Linked DNA regions of Mus musculus: region 2 is linked to region 1. Evidence: chromatin contacts called from ENCODE Hi-C or POLR2A ChIA-PET data. All regions are on one chromosome and are shown on one strand. The core of a region is the stretch at or near the end of the contact, and the rest is flanking DNA. Distances in the headings are between cores, read along the strand shown.

Evidence for each region. A loop is a pair of places that touch in the nucleus more often than their neighbours do. ChIA-PET counts read pairs that join two places held with the same protein, here RNA polymerase II (POLR2A).
Region 2: a loop to region 1 is called in a map of T-helper 1 cell, with 2.2 times the contacts of the local background. The contact joins the enhancer-like site here to the promoter of Hspa8 in region 1. A Hi-C loop is called at or near these places in 1 of 37 maps with a recorded cell type or tissue (T-helper 1 cell). POLR2A ChIA-PET finds 5 or more read pairs at or near these places in 1 of 5 experiments (Patski).

The regions. Positions count from the first base shown.
Region 1 is chr9:40,798,181-40,802,525 of GRCm38, forward strand. It overlaps Hspa8 (heat shock protein 8), which reads left to right and starts at 3,096. Exons shown (of 9, transcript NM_031165.5): 1 at 3,096-3,168; 2 at 3,738-3,947; 3 at 4,238-4,345. The coding sequence starts at 3,743.
Region 2 is chr9:41,100,650-41,104,592 of GRCm38, forward strand. All of the region lies in intron 1 of Ubash3b (ubiquitin associated and SH3 domain containing, B), which reads right to left. Among named protein-coding and RNA genes, the nearest start is that of Ubash3b, 55 kb to the right of the region's middle. Within about 2 kb of position 2,127, at least 1 of the 3 ENCODE cell types and tissues checked has a DNase peak (open chromatin) inside an H3K27ac peak, as active enhancers do.

The sequences.
Region 1 (4,345 bases), core at 1,846-4,345:
CCTCGCCTCCACCTATAACTACTCTCAGGTAATCTGACACCCTTACACGTAGATACAGTAATAAAAATAAATCTTCTTTAAAAGATCCCCATTCCACTTTCAGGACTTCTGACTTTACTTTGTGACCCACAGGATTAATGAAGGCTGCCTTTGTGGGCCCAAGTGTGCGCTTAGCAGCTAGAGCAAAGCTTACTCACACCAGTGGTTCCCCACTGAAGACAGACTTCCTCTCCACTAGGGTGAGGCAGAGCCCCTGAGCCCCTCCCCATTTGTGACTATTTAGACAGTCCGTCTTGAGAGGATCCCATGCAGTGATGGCAGCCACTGACTCCGGAGTGCCACTGCCATGTCATGCCCAGGATGTCATAATCCTCTGCCTCTTTCTTCTTTCAACCCCCTCTTCCCTCATGCTTCCTGAGTCTGGGAGGTGATACGACATCCCTGTAAGGTTGAGCACCTATCAGTCGATTGAACTCAGCATTAACCTAACCGGCATTCTCTGCAGAGGGAAGCTGAGACTGCACTAATCTACAACCCCCTGTCTTGCAGGGCCTCAAATGTCCCCTCCTCCTTTTCTGTCTCTTGATAAGTGAGATTATAGGTTGGCTCCTGAGATGCCTCGGCTGGAATGGTCATCTGATAAAGTGAAGCCTGGGGCCACTAAGACTCACTAGAAGCCGGGCATGGTGACCCACGCCTTTAATTCCAGCACTTGGGAGGCAGAGGCAGGCCAATTCCTAAATTCCAGACCAGCCTGGTCTACAAAGTGAGTTCCAGGACAGCCAGGGCTACACAGAGAAACCCTGTCTCAAAAAACAAAAACAAAACCAAACAAACAAAAAGACTTCACTAGAGTTAGTCAAGTCTTTTCCCTGTAGATGGGGTTTCTGGTGAGATTCCTGGAAGCTTGCAGGCTCATGGCTGGGAAGGTAGAAGGGTACTAAGGAGTTGTTAATTTGCTGGAATTCTTATTTTTCCACTGGCAAGAGGCTTCAACTGGATTGCCAGGCAAGGGGCCTGCTCTCTCCTTCTCCTACCCTCAGCATTTCCTGTCTCCCCATGCTGCCTCAGTTTGACTTCTTTTGAGACGGGGTTTCACTGAGTTGCTCAGGCAAGCCTTTGTTTGGGCAGGGCAGGGCAGGCAGGCCTTGTTTTAGACTCTGGAGTCGCAAGGGTCACAGGCCTGAACCACCCACCTCCCATCCCAGAATGTAAGCTTGTGAAACAGACTCCGGCTCTAAATTTTTAAAAATTTACTTACAGACTGACAGTCTCATATATCCTAACTTCTGTCTAGCAAAACTTTTGATCCTTCTCCTCAGTGCTAACTAAAAGCTCGAACCACCACACCTTAGCTTAAAGAAAAAAGAAAAAAGTGGAGAGGGTGATTCCAAGAAAAAACAGTTGTGTCTATTCCTATAAGTAATGTCTCTGTGTCTCACTTTCCCTCAGGTTTCTAATATGGGGTACTACATACCTTAGAAAAGTGTTTTGATATTTATAGAGAGCACTTTACATGTTATGTACACTTTAGGTTAGCAAAAAGCATTGTATTAAAACGATCTTCTTGAACTGCAACAGAGTTACATCCTTGTACATCCTCCCATGAACTCCAAGCCAACATTCCTCCCGAGATGCAAATACCAAAGAAAAAATTTATTTATGACTGTCTTAGTGATTACTAGCTTTTGACAAGGACAAAGAGTCCCCGGTCTTCCGCTAGCCTTCCTCACGTGGTCTGGAGACCTTCCAATTTAAACGCCACAACAGTATTCTTTAAAAAATAAAAAGACAACCTATCTAACTAATAAAGAGCTGCACTCCCTGCCTATTTGAAAGGACGCGTGGAAAGTGCTAGAGAGCCGGGTGTGACGAGGCCCGGAACGCCCAGCCTCCAGGCACTGCGGTTTCAGAGTCTAAGCACTCGCTCCGGCCATTGGCTCAGTCACGTTTTCAAGGACTCAGCGCGGCCGGGCGTTTAATTTTTGGTAAAAGTCAAGTCAGGAGAGACATTACCTCATGTTACTGAAAATAAAAAGGTCGCGATCACTCTATCAAGGACACGGGGCTGCCGGAAACCAGGAATGCCAGTGCCTAGCTCACCCACAAAGGGACAAAAAACATTTATCTTTCGTACATTTATTCCATTAACTGATGAGTCTGGTGGAGCAGAGAGGGGACAGAGGTCACGCTGTCCCCTGTGGGACAGCGGAGGTGGGGAGGGGCGTTCGGCTCAGGGGTAAGCAGAGAGGACTGGGCCATTTCTTTGATAGAGGATCACAAACGATCCTGGGGACATGTGGCGAGCCAGGCAGATCGAGCCTCCGCACTGGGGGGGGGGGGAATCGAGGTGTCCCATTTTGTGGGGGGTGAGGGGTGGGGAAAGCCAGCGAGATAGCGCGGCGGCTTAGCCTCCCACAAGCTGGCAGCACGAAACAAGAAGCCTAGCAGTGCTCCTTAGTCTCAGGCTGGGGTGGACCAAGCCCGAGGCCGGGAAACCGCCGGGCTCAGGGAGAAGGACCGAGGGTCGTGTGGGGGAGGGGCGCAACAACCTTCGCAGCCATTTTGTCCTCGCCCCACTTCCGTCTTCTCTTCCCGGACTCCCCCTCCCTCAGGCTCTTCTCTCAGGCAGCCCGGGGTCCCAAGAGGTAGGGATCCGGCCGAACGCTGCTCTCATTGGTCCGTCGCGGAGGTACCCGCCTTCCTCCCAGGGCATCCTTCCGCCCCCTCCCGCCTGCGCTGCCGGGTCGCGCACGCGCACTCGCCGGCGACCCTCTCCCCTCCCCCAGCAGCTCTGAGTGACAGAGGACTCCCGCGCGCGGGCTCCCGGCGCCCCGCCTTCTCCGCTCCCCCCGGGCCGTTCCCAGAGCGGGGGCGAGCGTGAAAGTTCCAGAACGCCGCGGTCGTGCGTCATCGCGAGGCGGGGCGGGGAGAAGGCGGGACCTAGGCGAGCGTTCTGGCTCTTCATTAGTGCAGTCGGCAAGGGCTGGTCGTCCATTGGCTAAGAAGCTATGATCGGCAGCGGGATGGGGCGGCACCCTTCTGGAAGGTTCTAAGACAGGGTATAAGAGAGAGGGAAGCGGGCGGAAACCGGTCTCATTGAACGCGGAGGCAGCTGCCTGGCATTTGTGTGGTCTCGTCGTCAGCGCAGCTGGGCCTACACACAAGGTGAGGCATGGGACTCGGGGGTTTGCGGGGGTCCGGGGTGGTGCAGGAGTCCCGGGGAGTCTCTTAGGCGGCGGCTGCAGCTCAGGCCGTCACCACCAGGGACAGAGACTGCAGCAGATCCGGAGGATGGGCTGAGTCAGGGCGGCGCCGCCATGGCCTTGTGGCTCCGCGTGGCGGGGGAGGGGAGCCACAGGCGCCCTGGTCTTTTTATCCTGTCTGTGACTTCAAATATAAGGCTTCTGCCCGGCGCCCACAGGGCAGGGCCCCCCGAGGTGGGAAAGGGGGATCCTGGCTCCCGCGGTGCGCGGTCCGGGTGGGGGGGGTTCGGGGGGCGCTCGGAGGTGGCCACGTGCTCCACCATTGTCGCAGACCTTTAGGACAGATGGTTCCTTGAGCCTTGGGCGGGCTGTGCCAGGCTTGGCACAGACCACCTATACTGCAGCACTGCTGCCACGAGCCTGCCGCGTGGCTTCAGGTGATAGGTCTGGGTCACCAAGTCCAGACCCACTGCGGACTGGATAAAAGCCGGAAAGCGAGTGCTTAGCCCCCCTCCTTTTTTTTTCTAATAGCAACCATGTCTAAGGGACCTGCAGTTGGCATTGATCTCGGCACCACCTACTCCTGTGTGGGTGTCTTCCAGCATGGAAAGGTGGAAATTATTGCCAATGACCAGGGTAACCGCACCACGCCAAGCTATGTTGCTTTCACGGACACAGAGAGATTAATTGGGGATGCGGCCAAGAATCAGGTTGCAATGAACCCCACCAACACAGTTTTTGGTAAGTCGCCAGCATCTTTGTGCCACTAGCATGAGTAAAAGGGCTGGGGGGCAGGGCATTTGGAATGTAGAAACAGATCTGCCTTAATAACTGCAGCCTGAGATTGCAACTGTTTAAATATGACAATATAAGGCCACAAGATTTTAAATATGGGCCTTGGCTTCCTGCACTAGAGATTACGTCCATCTAGATGGGTGCTGCAGGTTTTTGTTTTCTGTTTTTTTGGTTTTTTTTTTTTTTGCAGTGATAGGCACTAAGGAGTGTGATGAGGTATGTTTAATATTTTACAGATGCCAAACGTCTGATCGGGCGTAGGTTTGATGATGCTGTTGTTCAGTCTGATATGAAGCACTGGCCCTTCATGGTGGTGAATGATGCAGGCAGGCCCAAGGTCCAAG
Region 2 (3,943 bases), core at 877-3,376, 300 kb after region 1:
GTATATGGCTGCATAAGGACATGTGTGCACATGTGTAAAATTCCAAAGTGAATGCTGAGCATCTTCTTGGATGGCTTTCCACCTTATTGATGAATGGTCTGAGCCTGGAGTTTGCCATTTCAACTACTTTAGCCAGCAAACTTGGTCCATTTCTGTAAGTTTCCGCTAGTTCCAAGAAGTCCCTACCTCTCCTTCTTAAGCACAGACCTACAGGTGGCCACCCCACCCACTCATTTCCTCCTGGCTGCGTTCTGGGCATCTGAACTCTGGTCCTTGATCTTGCATAGCAAACACTTTAACCACTGAGCCACGTCCCCAGCTCCACTGTGCAACGTTTTGCTCTTTAAAAGTCTGGTAACTGTGCTAGAGAGGTAGCTCAGTCAGCAGTGGGCTTTGCCTTCCATACCTGAAGCCCTGGATTGGACCTCAAGAGCTGCAGAAACCCAACATGGTTCCATATGCTTGTGTATTCAGAAGGTGGAGGCAGGAAAATCAAATGTCCAAGGTTTCACAGTGAGCTTCAGGCCAGCCAGGACCCTGTCCCACTAACAAAATCTACTACTAAGCATGATGGCTGATGCTGACCTCCCAACCCAGCCTGGTTCTTTCCCCTGTTTCCTAGAGTCAACATCCTGTGAATGCCAGACTGGCATCACAACCATATTTCTTCCCTTGGTTTTGTCATCTCCAAGTAGGAGAGTGTTCCTCTCCTAGACCTTGGGTCCCTCAGTGAGTTACTTTTACTGATGTCAGTAAATCTGTTGGCCACACTGACTAGGTCACTAGTGTTGGCTAGCTGGTGCTTGGATTCCAGTGAGCTCCAACCTGGCAATGGTAATTTTGATCTTGTTTTTCTGCAGCCAAAACACAGATATTGGGTGAAGGATTTCTCATTTGGTAGAGTGTTTGCCTAGCATGACCAAAGCTCTGGGTTTGATGCCCAACATGGCATAAAACTAGGTACACTAGACCATGCCTATAGTCCCAGAACTTGACAGGAAGAGACAGGAAGATCAGAAGTTGAAAGTAAAACTTAGCTACATTCTGAGTTCGAAGCCAACCTAGGGATGTGTGAGCCCTTTTCTTCCCCAAACCGTAAAGTAAAATAAACCCTTTAGTAGCCCCTTCGAGCTCTGTTGGTTCCATCTCCCACCTTCCTTTGCCTGCTCATTCCACTGAAACAGCTAGTCTAGGCATCATTTCTTTCTTTAAAAAAAAAAAGATTTCAACTTATTTATATTCATCATTTCTCTAATCCTCTAAACATACTGCTGCCCCAGACCGTTGATGTCCCCTGGTCCCCCTGCCATGACTGTTCCTGTTACGGAATCCACGTGGCTTCTGAGTCCTTTATTAGCTTAACGGACATTTCTGTAACAAATAGAAATCCCTTCCCTTCCTTCCTGCTTTATTCTTTTCCAGATTACTCTCTGAGATACACACATTTTTATTGTGTGGTCTCTTCCCTCTAGTATGATGGCAAAGAGATTTTTAAATCACATTGACTCCTGTAACCCCAGAGACAAGGCCAGCATCTGGCACACAGTAGGTGTTCAGCTAGTATTTGATAAAAGGAAGATTAGTCCAGATCAGGTGATTTTTGTTTGTTGGAAGGGATTTCTTTTGCTTTCTTTCATGTAACTCAGGCTGGCCTTGAATTTCCTACACAGCTAAGGGTCATTGACCCTGAACTTCTCATTCTCTGTCTCATAAGCGCTGGGATTACAAGCATGAGCCACACCCAGTTCGTGTGTTACTGGGGATCAAACCCAGGGAGGGCTTCTTGCATGGTAGGCAGGCAGCCTGCAAATGGAGATACATCCCTAGCCTTCTAGATTAGTTTTAATAACAGGTTCCAAATAACCAGGCCAGCTGGTATTTTGTTAACTTCCACACTCTTAAAAGCAGGGGTGTGGTGGCAGGGCAGACAACTAGGCCTTTGTTTGTTTGTTCGTTTTGGTCATAATTACTATTTCCTCGGTGATAGTATTTTCTGTATTTTGCTCTAGCTCAAAGCTTCCCTGAGGCTAGTTGACAGAGTGAACTTGCCTAAGAGTTCAGTGGTTCTCAAGATGATTTCCTTGTTTCTTTGTTGGAACGCCATCCCTTTAAGAGTCAGATCCAGACGGCCTGTTCAGCCGACTTCCAGTGTTAAAGTTATTTCCAGTGGTGCGTGGGTGGGAGGAGGGAGCTACGTTTGTTCCTTAGTGGTTTGGAAAGGCCTTCGAAGATGTCTTCCTTTCCTACCCAAGTCAGTTCATTCCCTTAAAACCCTTTTCCAAACCACGCAGCACAACCCCTTAGACTAGGCAGCCTTCAAGGCGCACTATCGGCTCTGGGTGACATTTGGGAGCATGTTTCTCCCCTCTTTAGGATGTGTCTTAGGAGAGGGTGACCTTTTCTCCTTGGGGAGTCACAGAATGATAGTCATACAGTGTTCTGTGTGGACTGACAAGATTCAGGCTTTTAGTTCTCTGGAGAGAGTTTTGCTCTGGCATTCACAGGGTGTTGACTCTAGGAAACAGGAGAAAGAGCCAGCCTGGGTTGGGAGGTCAGCACAGGAATTATCAGTATATGGAATCTATTCAAAGCCAGGAATATGAATAAAACTGATTTGGGAACAGCTGGGGATGTGGATCAGTAGGCAGAATACTTGCCTTGCACACACAATGCTCTCCATTGGACTCAGAGCACCATAGGAACCAGGTGTGATGGGGTTGCCTGCAGTCCCAGCCCTTGGGGAGAAGAGGCAGGAAGAGCACAAGAAGCTCTATATATAGCATCTGTACAGCAAGTTTGAGGGCCTTGGTTTTCAGCCTGGGCTCCTCCAATATTTAGGGGAGGAGATGAAATAACTCACAACAGGATCTGAGCAGAAGCAATTAATGGAGAAGGTGGAGAGAGGAGACTCCTGAAGGCTAAGTACGTTTAAGAAATCATGAGCCAAGGAGGACTCAGCCATCTTTATGTCTTGCTGGAGATGGAGGATGCAGCTGGCTGTGGACAGGGCGATGCTGTGATGTCAGTACCCTCAATAGGAAAGGAGACACTGAAAGTGGGAAGAGTAGAGAATGCAGAAAATGCGCTGAGAAGTTTTACTGTTAGTGTGTTTTATACCTTAGGTTTGGCCGGAAGGGGGAACAGAGGACATGAGCCCTCACTGGAAGCCCAGTTGCTCCTGCCGTTGGAAACTTCTCGACTGACAAGAGAAGCTAGTACTGATTCTGATGTCATGGGGCCTACGCTAGGCTTCTTACTCTTGGACTGACACAGTCGCAGGAAGCCAGTGCTGATGATGTCATGGGGCCTACGCTAGGCTTCTTACTCTTGGAAACTTATTTTCAGTAGAGAGGTTAGAGAGAGAAAGCAGGAGGGCCAGTGCAAATGTAAGATGTCGGAGTGTTGGGTCTTCCTAATGGCTGTTCCATCACAAATGTTAATGGCAAACTTTCACCTGCCCCCAGCTTCCCAGATAAGTTCAGCACAATTAGTAGATACTGGTGGATATCTAGGGCAGAGTGGGGACCTGACTTAGGAGCTATGGGGTCTTGAATTACTCTGACTTTTGATTACACTGGTTAAAAGATCTCTGTTAAGTGGGCGTCGGTGCTGCTCCCTGCTGTCTTCGGTTACAACTGAGGTCGTAGTTCTCAGGTTCTCAGAACAATATTTGACATGAAGACAGTGTTACTTGGTTTTGTATTTCCATTGCCCGAGTATTCGGGTCACTCTGCCGTAAGGAACACATTCTCCTTTTCCTTTCTCAAAATGCAGGTTGCGTGAGGTAGCCTAGCTTTTTATTTCTAGCTTTCTATCATCTTACTGGTCCCGTTCAAATAGTTTTCACAATAATAACAACAAAATGTGTTCATGGGTGAGACGTATTGTTCATTGAGAAAGCATTAAGTTAACGGTACAAAGTCCTTGAGTAAAGAAAAAAAAA